Regions from separate parts of the Homo sapiens genome. Here region 2 is linked to region 1. A link is a contact called in ENCODE Hi-C or POLR2A ChIA-PET data. All regions are on one chromosome and are shown on one strand. The core of a region is the stretch at or near the end of the contact, and the rest is flanking DNA. Distances in the headings are between cores, read along the strand shown.

Region 1 (6,288 bases), core at 1,872-4,371:
ATGTAACATTCCCACTTTGACTTTAAGGGCAAGTTGCAATTAGCTGGAGAAGAGAAACTAGGCAGAATGAACACTATGTACAAAGGCCTAAAGGAGAGAGAGCACTGCCCCTGAGGACCTGAAGGACATTCAGGAATACTAGAGCAGGGAATGCAAGAGATGGGGAAAAGAAGCAAGCAGGAGTGAGGATGTGAGGGGCCTCATAAGCCTTGGAAATAAATCTGGGTGTTTGGGTCGGGAGTATCTTGATAAGACTGAGTTCTAGAAAGGTCATGGTGCTGCACCAGAGAATGGCATAAAAGGGTGTGAGGTTGTTTGCAGAAATCAGTTAGAAGGCTTTCAGTGGCCTGGATGAGACAGATTTGATTTATTAATCAGAATTGTTTCAAGGAGACAGAAACCACCTCAAAAAGTTCAATTAAAAATGAGAAACTTCTTGGTTTCAGTAACTGAATCACAGAAAGACAAGGGAGCTGCTGGCCAGCAAGGGATGGATGGGGGAATGGAGTGCTGCCAGGACCCCTTTTCTACTTTTGCCCTCATCTCTGTGCATCTTGGAAAGTTTGCTGTTCATCTTTCAGGCCTGGTAGGGTACATGGCCTGTTGGTGGCTCTGAGATCACATCTCTACAGCTTCTAACTAAAGGAGACATTTTGTCTCTGATTCAGAATAGATTCAGAATACAAGTTCCCAGGAAATGCTGGGATTGGCTGGGCTCGGATCATGTGCTAATGTCTGGACTCAATTCTGTGGCCAAAGTACCTCTCCCCTTGGAGAGATAAGAGCATTGTCTAAGGGACATGGTCACCCCAATGGTCAAGGAAGTAAGGTCTGTTACCAGGAAGGCTGTAGGAAGATGCCGGCAGTCCCGGGCAGACACAAAAGCACTCTGGATATTCAGGTGATAGAATTGACACAAAAGCACTTCAGATATTCTGGTGGTAGAATTAACTGAATTTGGTGATTGACTGATTGTGGGGGAAAGGCAGCAATGAGCCAAGGATGACACTTAGATTTCTAGCTTGGGCAAATAGGAGGATGTGGGAGCCATTCTCTGAGACAGGAAACACAAGAATAGAAAGAGATGGTTTGAAAGAGAAAGTGAGTTCAGATTTGTACCATAGGAGTGCTGAAGAGCACATGGGACGGCCAATTTGAGATGCCCAATAAGGGCCTGATGCACAGAAGAAACAGCCAAGCTGGACAGAGATTTGGGAATCATCAGCACTGGCAGGGTCACTGCAGCCCCCGATTGGATGTGATCTTCCAGGAAGAATGGAGAGTGAGAAAAGAGGAGGAACTCTGGGGGCACCAACATCCAAAGGAAGATCAGAGAAAACTAAGAAGTAGCAAGAGAGAGGAAGAAACCAGGAAAGAATCCTATTATTGTGTGAATTATGGTTCATAATGGTTATGAAAGCTAGCACGGAGAATTAAAAAGTGATGGGAAGTGGAAGGGAGAGGACATGCCCTCTAGTTTCTAAGAAGCTCACAATCTGTAAGACCAGATAAGATCAGAATACATCAGCTAACAATGCAAGTAATGTATGACAGGTACCAACATGAGTTCTAGGAGGAGGAAGACAGCAGGAGCATTATGGATTGGGGTAGCCAGGGGAAGTAGGATATAAGTAGACCCTAAAAAGTGGGTAAGACTTGAATAGCTGGACACTGGGATTGGAGAGAGGAAATTCGGGTTAGAGGAATTTCAGGTTGGAGGAATTTCACGCGCAAAGGAGGAACTACACCAGGAGCACTCAGGAGATGTGCTTATGTTGGGGACTGATGACAGATTATTTTAGGAGGGTAAGCTTGGCCAGATGGAGAGGGCTTTGAATGCCAGGCAAAAACACCTGGTAATAAACTTTAGTTAGTAGGCAGCCTTCAAAGGTTTCAGATACTCCCTAAAAGAAACTGACTTGTGTTATTTTCTTACCCCTTCAAAGCATCCCTGTGAGACCAGTCCCTGTTATCTAAACGTATTTTTCTCCTATCATGTCGTGTCTTCCTTTGTTGACTTTATTTCTAAAAATATTAGGTGTGACTCTGACACTTTTGGTATCTGGGACTGCTCAGCAGCTTTCTCTAGCAGGTAGTTAAGTTTTCTTTTCTTCTACCCTATTACTTCCAGTTCCATCCCTCAGGGACCATGAGAAACAATTCCACTTCTCCTTATGTTTATATTCGGAGGATGCTTATAGAGTTTCCACATTCCCTGTGCTTTGAGCTCAGCCAAGGTATACATACTTAATTCTTTTAATCTCTCCCCCTAAGTCACTCCCTGTGGCCCCTTAAGCATCCTAATTGCTCTTCTCTGAAAGGCAGCCAGCTCATTATGTGCATCTTCCTTGGGAGGCAATGAGGAACATAGTATTCCCCGTGTGGTCTCACTAGACTCATATATTACCTCCCAGTTGCATCCCACGACTGGACATGTGGAGCCGCACTCCTTCTGCTCCCCGCTCCCTACAGTGCGCCCTGGCCTCAGTAAATCCCTTATCTCAACAGGTTATCTCCCATTTCCAGGTGGCCTGTTCCAAAGCTTGGAACCTGTGTTCACCACATGTTCAACCCCCAGCTCCCGCCTCAGGAGGTCTCTTACTGGGGAAGGTGGCCCGGAACCAGGACGAGTATCTGTGGAAAATTGCAGCTAAGCTTGCGTAAGTAAACCTTGGAAGAGGAGAGGCTGCGGAGTGCCCAGAATTAAGAGATGCCGCATCCTGCCATGAGCTCCCCGGCCTGCCCGGCTGTGACAGTATTCAACAAGGTGCAACTTGGAGGCTTCGCCTCTGTTTCCAATTATCCCTTTTATCTCTGCTCTAGCCCCTCTCCTTACCTAAGTGTTTTCATAGCTCTCAGTCATTACTGTTTAGCTTTGTGAGGATAAACGTGAAACCAAACAAATTATACATATCCTGTCTCAAGATGTGTTATCACCCTCTGACTAGAAACCCCCAGAAGCCTGCGGCTTTTGAAAGTTCTAGGTTTTTTTTTAAGCTTTGAAAAAAAAATGGTGGCAGAGGTTAAACTGCCTTTGAGAACGCCAAATGTTTGGATTTCAGTGAAGGTTGACATGGAAACCCACCTGAGGCTTCCTCGAGTGTCTCGGGAGGTAATAAAACCCGAGCTGGATGCTCCTGCTGCTGGGGGAGGAACAGCTCCCAGGGCGGCCAGGTGGGGGCGGCGGGGCCTGAGGAAGCTGCCCGGGGCCGCACAAAAGGGAAATCGAGGAGAGGAAGCCAAAAGCCAGAAAGGGCACGACGGGGGCGTGGGTGCGGGTGTCCGGGGAGACCTCGGCCGTCCCAGAACTTTCCAGGGCCCGGGGACCTGCGCCGCCCCGACTGGAAAGTTGGTGTTTTTACTCGAAGCCCTTTCTCTGGGCAGTTTAATAACAAACAGCGGCCGCAGCAATGGCGTCCGCGCCGGCAGCGTCGGGGCGCCCGGAGGCGGGGCGCGGCGGGGCGGGACTCTCCTCCCGCTCGGGCCCGGGGCGACCGGCGCACCCCACAGCCGCTCCCGGCGGCCGCCGAGGCGAGGGGCGGCAGAGAAAGGTCGGGAGCACTGAAGCACCGGGGTTGCCGGAGGCGAGGGCACCCAAGTTTATGCAGCTTGGGGTGGACGCTCGACTGCTGAGCTGCAAATACACAGAAAGCTTTGCCCACCGCTCGCCCCGTAGGTTCATCGCTTTATTCCCATCTACACCCAGGCACAGGAGAACTAAAGTGAAGAGAATTATCTTATGTTGGTTTCTTGGGGAGGAGGCGTGTGGAGGGGAGAGAGCCCTCCGGGAGAGACGAGGGAGAAAGGCAGAGGGAACCCATAGGGAGAGGAAGCAGGACGCCAGTGCTGCTTCCTAACACCTCTCTTTGTCTCCATTCAACACGGATTCCTCCCCATGGTGGGCCAGCCTTAGAGGACACATTCGTCTTTGCCCCCAAGGCCACCACAGACTCTGTGTTTCTACCCTGAGTACTAGAGGATGCCCTAGAAAAGAAATCTTGAGGACCTCTCTCTTTGAGACTTTGAGGGCCTCCACCTTCCAGCCACTGTTTCGTCCAAATCTGGGTTATCCATTCAGTAAAGGGTTGCCAGCTGAAATACAGCACACTGAGTTCCATATGAATATCAGATAGACAACGACAAATTTTGAGCATGAGTATGACCCACACAAAAATTCGTGTGCGTTTGTTTTATTAACTCTAGCAATCCTAATTCAGTACGTATTTCTGATTCTTCTTCAATTCCCGTCCAGACAGCAACCCTCTGAGACAGGAAGGGAGCGTGCTCTCACCAGGCACCATTTCCTGCCTCTCCCTCGGTCCCCTCTAAAATTGGTAAACCTCAGGTGTTTTCTAGGGAAGTCCCACCGTAAGTGGAGAAAGAATAAAGATGGGAGTAGAGATCAGGGGTGAAGTAGTTTAAGGTCACCTAACCAAAAATTGGAAATTTCAAACGCAAGAGCTGAGTTCTCCTTTATTGGAGGAATTAACAAGATGTGCTGTGAACATAAGAGTTAAATAGTAGTCGCCTTTTGTAAGCAACTCTAACAGAGGTTTACATTTGGGATTAATAGTAAACTCCCCAGGCCTTACTGACAGAAGAATGTAGTTGCCCAAATAAACAATGTTTTGATCGGGACTCGAGACCAACCCTCCGAGCACTCAGCCTCTTCCTAGCAGGAGCATTTCCCAACTCTGAAGTAATTTGTAATGTGCTGGGAAAACATTTTCAAAAAATGGATATCTAAGATACCATAAAAGGGAAAACAGTTCTCGCTTTTGAAGTAAGAAATACCATTTGCAGTAAAATTTCTTCCGTTTGCATTTCTGAATTATGTCTTGATAAAGCTAGGCTTACAGTGCCCGAGTGCTGCCTCCGACCTAGTAAGGAAGAGTCTAATGGAACAGTGTGGGTCTGGGGTTTACTGTCCTCTAAATATTATACTGTCTTCTTGGTACATAAAAATAAGAATACCTCCCAATGATGGGATTACTGTAACTGGCCTTTACTTCCCACTGTAGGCTTCCTGGAACTGGCCTTTCAGACTGGAAGACCCCTCAGCACAATTTTGTCACACCGTCTCTCAGCGGCCACTGTTCCTTCAAGGGTAGAAAAAGTTAACATTTCCCAATAGCACTTTGACTAGAAACATGAATGTGCTGAGAAGCACAGAAAACATATTGTTTTACTGGGAGGTCTCAAATGACTCCGGGAGGACTCCCTTGAAAAGGCCCTGGCTCCAGGTCAAACTCCAAAAGTGCTGCTCACTCTGCCCCCTGGTGCAAGTCGGTGTGCGGCTCACCCAGAAAGGAATTCTTCCCCTTTCCAGGTGGTGTTGTGGACAGCTTTGGAGGACCCTGCTTCCCAGGGGACCAGTGACTGTTTCTCTATGTGTCATGAGCTGAAGGCCTGAGGATCTGAAGATTTGGATTCTCCTCAAGTTCACTCCTTCAACAAGTATTTGTTGATTACCTCCTGTGTCCATATCACTCTTCACCAGGTTATCAAGGGAGGCAGGCTTGTGGGTGAAGGGTGAATTCCGAGTCATCGTGGGGAGTGATGAGGATGGGGAAGGGCAAGGAGAGAGGATGGGCACACAGGAGCTGAGCAGCAGTAAAGCTGCCGTATGCCCATGTCTAGCGCTGTGGCTGGCACAAAGCAGATGCTCAGGAAATGAAGCATTCTACTGCAAATGGTGTTTCTTACTTCAAAAGGAGATGGAGGTGGGTGTGCTCAGGAAATACTTGTTAAATCTCTTTAAGGATGAAATATTCTGGGTGACTTTATGTTATTCCTAAGCCAACTTTTTTGTTCCAACTTATTAAGTATCTTTTATCGATACTGTTAGGTAAACAGGTGCATAGGAGAGCCAGGGTGACACCATTTTAAAATCAACTGTATCTTAAATCTAACAAGGCACGGTCATGACCATGTCCTAAGATGTTTACAGCTAAGGAAGCAGCTTCATAATACCGGCAAGAACAAACTCCTATGACGACAAAATGCCCAGATGCACCAATATCACAGGATAATATATACTTTTAAGATGATTATAGCCATGCTTTCATGTGCCCACACACTAAAATGCCAAGGATAACTTCCATTATATCAACAAAGTAATACATTTTGTCACATTGTCAGCCCACCCACACATACATATAACTTAGCTTAAACTTTACATAGATAAGACCCCTATAGAAGAATTTACAACAAAGATGATATATTCCTCCTCTTGCTTTCTGAGGACGCCCTACTTTGTATCTGAGTAGCTTTCAATAAACTATCTCT
Region 2 (6,288 bases), core at 2,087-4,586, 290 kb before region 1:
TCTGAAGAGAAATTAAAAATACTTTGAACTAAATGAAATGAAAACATAACTTACCAAAATTTATGAGAGGCAGCAAAAGCAGTGCATAGAGGGAAATTTATAACATTGGTTGCATATATTAGAAAGGGAAATAGACTTAAAAAACCTAAGCTTCCATTTTAGGTAACTAGATAAAGGAGGGCTAATTAAACTCAAAGTAAGCAGAAGAAAATGAATAATAAAAATTAGGGCAGAAATCAATAAATTTGAAAACAGGAAGTCAATAAAGAAAATCAACAAAACCAAAATTTGGTAAGATAAAATTGATAAGCCTTTACCCAGCCTAAGAAAAAAAAGACGCAGATTACTAATACTAGAAATGAAAGAGGGAACATCCACAGATCCTGTGAACATTAAAAATGTTATAATGGAATGCTATGAACAACTCTATGCTCTCACATTTGATAACAGAGAAGAAATGTACTAATTCCTTGAAAGACACAGTCTGCTAAAACTCACACAAGAAGAGATAGACAATCTGAATAGACCTTTTAGCTATTAAAGAAATGGAACCAACAGTTAATAATCTTCCCAAACAGAAAGCACTAGGCCCAGATAGTCACTGGTGAATTCTGCAAAATATTTACAAAAGAAATTATACTGATTCTCTACAATCTCTCAGAAGATAGAAGCAGACAGAATGCTTTTGAACCCATCCTATGATGCCAGCATCTCCCTCATACCTGAACTGACAGAGACATTATAAGAAATGTCTTATGCAGACCAATATCTCTTATGAGCATAGATGCAAACATTCTTAACAAAATATTAGCAAATAGAATCCAGCAATGTATAAAAAGAATGACATATCATGACCATGTCCTAGCCATGAAACAGCGTCCTAGCCATTAAAAGATGTATTTAGTGTTTTCTAAAGGCAGAATCAGTGAAGACTGAATTTTCTGAGTACTTATCCGATGGACGATAAGATGCTTTCTGCTTCTAAATCTCTAGTGACTGGAGAGGTAGCCAGAGGGTTGGAGTGGGAAAGAGGTGATGGTTTGACAGCACAGATGAGATGGGTTAGATTAAGAGTAACCAGGAGAGAAACTGGGTGGCCATAGACAGAAAATATCTGTCTGTTTCAATCAGAGAGTAGTGTTGTTTTCTTTCTTATCGCATAATCAAGACATTTGAAATCCTATAAACTTTATTTTAAAGTTTCTTTCTGAATTTAGATGAAGACTGTCACAGCATTCTAATTCTTGGCAATAATTATTAAAAGGGTTGTATGCATGCATAAAAACAGGAGTAGAAACAAGAAATGATATCCTTTGGACTATTTATTCAATTTCTCCCCAAAAGGAAGGTTGTACAAAATGTATTTAGAGTTCTAGTTTGCTTTTTTTGAGATAATTAACTAGTTTACTTCATTTTTTTATTTCTGTAAATTTCCTATGATGAAATAAATAATCAGGTTAAACTTTATTGGCATATTACCTTAATTTTATGTATTTATTTTTTAAGAACTGAAGTGCCATGTTAGTGATTAAGCAAGTGTATTGTGGCTTATGCTGGGCTAATGTGACAAGTATGTGGCTTGAAGCCAGTTAAATGTTTGTATGTTCCCAACCCTACTTAGTGTTTTCAGATATATAGCTGTCATAGTTACTGTGCCTGTTACACCGTTATGATTGAGTCTATTGTTAATAGTACAAGTTATTGCTGAATGTCAAAATTTAAGTTATATTGTTTCTTTGTATCATTGGCTGGGACGATTTTTTTGGTATATCTTTTCAATGTTGCAAATGGGACCAGGGATTTACAGTAGAACTACAGAAGCTTTAAAATATTAACAGCCCATTAAGTACAGGATATGGTTCATGAGGTTTAATGGGAAGTTGTTAAAAGGAGATGGAACTATTCCAATGGTTGGGGAGGCATGGTTAGTGGCAAAGAACAGGGCATAGAATTTCTAAAAGCTTGTTTTTTTGTATAAATAATATTCAGTGTTTGGGCACACTAAACAACAGCAACAGCAAGAAACCTCCTCTGTCTGACAAGCAGTATCTTGGAGCTCACCAAATGAGAATTCCATTTGGTGCATATGTTAACTTTCCTTTTCAGAAGATATCCAACAGTGTTGTGTTAAAAAAATTTCCTGTGGATTTGAGATGCTTGGCATTCATTAAATCAAACCTTAAAGGACTTTGAAATAGCACCTACTTTGTTTAACATTTAAAAAATTACAAGGCTCCTGAGACTAGTCCTTGGGATAGTCTTTAGTGATTATCCAGAGTATAATAAAAATGCAAGATTTTCAGAAGAGGGTATTTAAAAAGCAAAATAGTGTAACACTTAGGAGCATAATGTTTAATATACACCTGAATCTTGGTTCCTTAGAGAGTGGCACACACAGACTCTGTGTCACATGGTCAGTGATTAGAGTATAATGTATCATGTGTGTTCCATACACATACTTAGATCTTGGCTCCCAAATCAGGGTAGCAGGTCTAGTCTTCTACTTGCTTGAATTAAATACTTTTTCCCCTAGTTCCTTAATCCTGAGCAATTTTTGTAACTTTTCTGAGACTCAGTTTTTTTCTCTATGACGCTCTGCTACTTCATAGGATTATTTATAAGATCATATGAAATCAGGTACGTGAAAGCACTTTGGAAATTATCAAGTGTTAAACTTACTATATATAATATTATTACTAGATTAGAGTAGATAAGACAGAAGCTAAGACTCTGTAAGTTTGGAGGGTCAAATACTGGAAACATAGCTCTACTTAATGCTGCTGCTAACTCTTTTTAGTAGACCTAAGTTAGATTTACCACACATGCATCATGGATTTTTTCCTTTGGATTTTATATTAGATCCATATCATTGAAGAGAATTTGAAGAAAACTGAGAGCCCTGTGGAAACTTGAATGAGAATTAAGTGAACATTCAGCATGACTTCCATACCTTAATTCCCTACTTGAGCAATCCTCCTCAACCCAATCCATGTTATTATTCATTATTCACTATCTGGAATGCTGACATGTCCAGCTTTTTATTGCTTCGTGATAAGTTGCCCCAAAACTTGGTGGCTTAACACAACAGCAATCATTTTTATTATTGCTCGTGGTTTCTCTGGGTCAGGAGTTTGGGAAGTGCTCAGCTGGGCAGTTCTGGCTAGGTCTCTAATGCAGTTGTAGTTAGACTGTTACTGGAGGTGAAACAGCAGGGGACTGAAGCAGCTGGGGGATGGCCGGGCATCTTTCTCTCCTAATGTGGTTTTTCCAAGTGGACTAGTTTGGGCTTTTGTCCAGCATGCTGGCTTCAGGGCAACCAGCCTGCTTGCTTGGAGGCTCCAAAGGCCAGTGTTGCAAGAGAAACAAGGGAACTGGACTGTGATGTAAGACTTAGCCTCTGACACTACAAGCCTGCCAAGAATCAAGGGAAAGAAACATAGATCCTGCCTCTTGAGGAGAATGTCAAAGTCACATTATATGTGGATGGGAGATGCTATTGTGACCATCTTTGGAAAAAAAAATTTGCCACATGAATGATTAACTCTGTCACTTCATATATAGCTTTTGCTCCCTATTTACCTGACCTCTCTAGGGCCACTGTATGGAATGATTTATTCTTCCTTTTATTTTGCAGCTACACAGTTTTCCTGACACAAATGAACAAGAAAGAAATAAAAGCTAACTAAAAGTAACAGAACTCCTCTTTTTATATCCTCTTAAACCTAAAATCAACATCATTTTGGAAAGATTGTTTTACACATACAATGAAAAAGAAAAACTCGCAATTTTTCTTGACATCTTACTTTCTTAACAAAAGATAGGCTCCTAAATATTGTTTTGGAAAGCTCATATTAAATAGAAAAAAAGCATTGCTACTGACTTGCATTAAAACTCCAGAAATTCATGCTCAGAGAATCATTTGTACTCTGACAGGCATTGAGGATGTTTAATTTTATTTCCCAAGGCACTGATTTTTTATAGGCTGAGTCTTTGTGTAAGAAAAAATTCAAAAATTGTAGAGATCTGTTTACATAATGAAATGTCCTAATACACCTCAAGGAATTACAAGTTTTCAGATGATAATTCAGCCATTTGGAGAAATGATGAGAGCTAGGTCATAGTGTTAAAATTATGGATATAAACATTAGCTTTTGCATAACAAGTATGGATACAAACATGCATTAATATACTTAAATTGGCATATGTTCATGGAAGGATTATGTTAAAGAAATATGATTGCAATAAAACAGTTTTAGGGGTACACATTTTTAAAAGGAGTTTGCAATGACATTTTTCCTACACACTTTTTTAAGCAATTGTTCAACTGGCCAACTTTCCATATGTCCAATACATGTAATATTTTAAGCCTAGAGAGTAATAAGACATTCTTTTTAGCTTCCTACCTTTGTGTTCTATGGAGAAAGGATAGTTTTGGTAAATAATGTTTTTGGCTTGAGTATTTGAACTAATTTTCAAAGTTGGCTTGCAATGAATGACTATAAATGAGATCTACTGAGCACATTTTGAAAATCAGTTTTTAACAGGAAAAATAAAAGCATTGCTAACTTCAAATGTTGAGAAAATTTGGTAGAGTTGGCAGGGAGTATTTAGAGTATACTACTCACATCTTGAGATTCCAGATAAGTTAGAAAGACATGTAAAATATAATATTTTAATATTTCATGATTATCATGTCTCAGATAGCTGTAAGATTGCTGGATAATTAAAACATTTAAACTCTTAAACAATCGAAGAGATTTTTTATTTTAAATCACCAGGCAGTTTTATAATGTTGGTTTTTCCAAAGTGTTAGAACCTTCTGAAAGTGACCTTTAAATTCTAATATTTAAAGATAATTTAACTTTGCAAAGAAAAGGAGGCTTCTCAGAGAAGTGGCTGATTTCAGGAGTATAGGTTAGGGTCAGTGCTAAATAAAACAATGGGGTCATATAACAAGAACACAGGGATCCTACTGGAGGCATTCCCACTGGCGAACTTGAGACCAATTGAGCACAAAAATATAAAGTATAGTAATAGTTTGTAAATCACTGAAAAACTAGGAATTGATAGGCCTATAAATAGATGAGGAAGAGAGGTTCCTCTTTATAGTAAAATACTGAGGGCTGACTAGTATTAATATATAGAGAGACCTGGAGTTGAAAAATCACCATGATAAAGATTGTATTAGGCAAGGATCATGTATGGATGCTAAATTTGGGGGAGGATTTTGATGAGGAGCAGGGTATTTGATTAACTTCAAGTGTTAGACTGCTTATTAAATTGCAATAAGGAAAAAAAGTCTACTATTTATGTAGTGGAGAAATCAGATAACATCTTGACCAGGTGATAAAAGTTTATACAATGAATGAAGAACAGATAGATCTGGTATTTCTCCAGATGTGATTTTCTTCTCAAGAATGTATAACCTCAAACTAATCACATCAGACAAATGCAAAATGAGGAATTTTTTATTAAAAGAAAGGGAAGATGGTGTCCTTTAAAAAATGTTAATGTCAGCTTGGGTGCGGTGGTTCATGCCTATAATCTCAGCACTTTGGGAGGCCGAGACGGGTGGATCACTTGAGATCAGGAGTTTGAGACCAGCCTGGCCAATGTGGCAAAATCCCATCGCTGCTAAAAATACAAAAATTAGCTTGGTGTGGTGGTGGGTGCCTGTAATCCTAGCTACTTGGGAGGCTGAGGCATGGGAATTGCTTGAATCCGGGAGGCAGATGTTGCAGTGAGCCAAGATCATGCTACTGCATTCCAGCTGGGTGACACAGTAAGACTCTGTCTCAAAAAAAAAAAAAAGTTAATGTTGTAAAAGACAAAGAGGCTGTTGAAATATTCCATGTTAAAAGAGACTAAAGAGATATGACAGCTAAATATAATGTCTAACCCTAAACTGGGTCCTGTACTAGAAGAGAAAAAATAAATACTATAAAAGACAGACAAAATTGGAATATGGATGGTAGAGTAGGTAAAAGTGTTGCAATGTAAATTTATGCATTAAGGTATGCATTAAGTGGATTTCTTAGGATTTACATACTGAAATATTAAGGGGTAAAGGGCCATGATTTCAAATAGTTGAGAAAAAAAAGTGTGTGTGTGTGTGTGTGTGTGTGTGTGTGTAGAGAGACACAGAGAACATGGCTGCAAATAATAAAGCAAATGTTAGCAGTATCAATAGATAAGTCTGGGTAAAAGGAATATGGGTATTCCTTGTGCTATTTTCATTTTCGCAACTTTATTTTAATTTAAATTATTTTCAATAAGTTTTTTTAAGGA

What was found. Hi-C counts contacts between places; a loop is a spot of excess contacts on that map. ChIA-PET counts read pairs that join two places held with the same protein, here RNA polymerase II (POLR2A). Pooled maps may share reads with other maps.
Region 2: a loop to region 1 is called in a pooled map, with 1.9 times the contacts of the local background. The contact joins two enhancer-like sites. A Hi-C loop is called at or near these places in 1 of 168 maps with a recorded cell type or tissue (Caco-2), 1 of 37 single-sample maps with no recorded cell type and 3 of 50 pooled maps. POLR2A ChIA-PET finds 5 or more read pairs at or near these places in 1 of 52 experiments (AG04450).

Annotation. Positions count from the first base shown.
Region 1 is chr5:65,100,269-65,106,556 of GRCh38, reverse strand. No RefSeq gene overlaps it. Among named protein-coding and RNA genes, the nearest start is that of CWC27, 330 kb to the right of the region's middle. RefSeq lists enhancers at 3,067-3,567, 3,568-4,068 and a silencer at 3,296-3,585. Within about 2 kb of position 3,121, at least 30 of the 41 ENCODE cell types and tissues checked have a DNase peak (open chromatin) inside an H3K27ac peak, as active enhancers do.
Region 2 is chr5:65,391,264-65,397,551 of GRCh38, reverse strand. The region is part of intron 7 of ADAMTS6 (ADAM metallopeptidase with thrombospondin type 1 motif 6); the gene reads left to right. Among named protein-coding and RNA genes, the nearest start is that of ADAMTS6, 88 kb to the left of the region's middle. Within about 2 kb of position 3,336, at least 3 of the 41 ENCODE cell types and tissues checked have a DNase peak (open chromatin) inside an H3K27ac peak, as active enhancers do.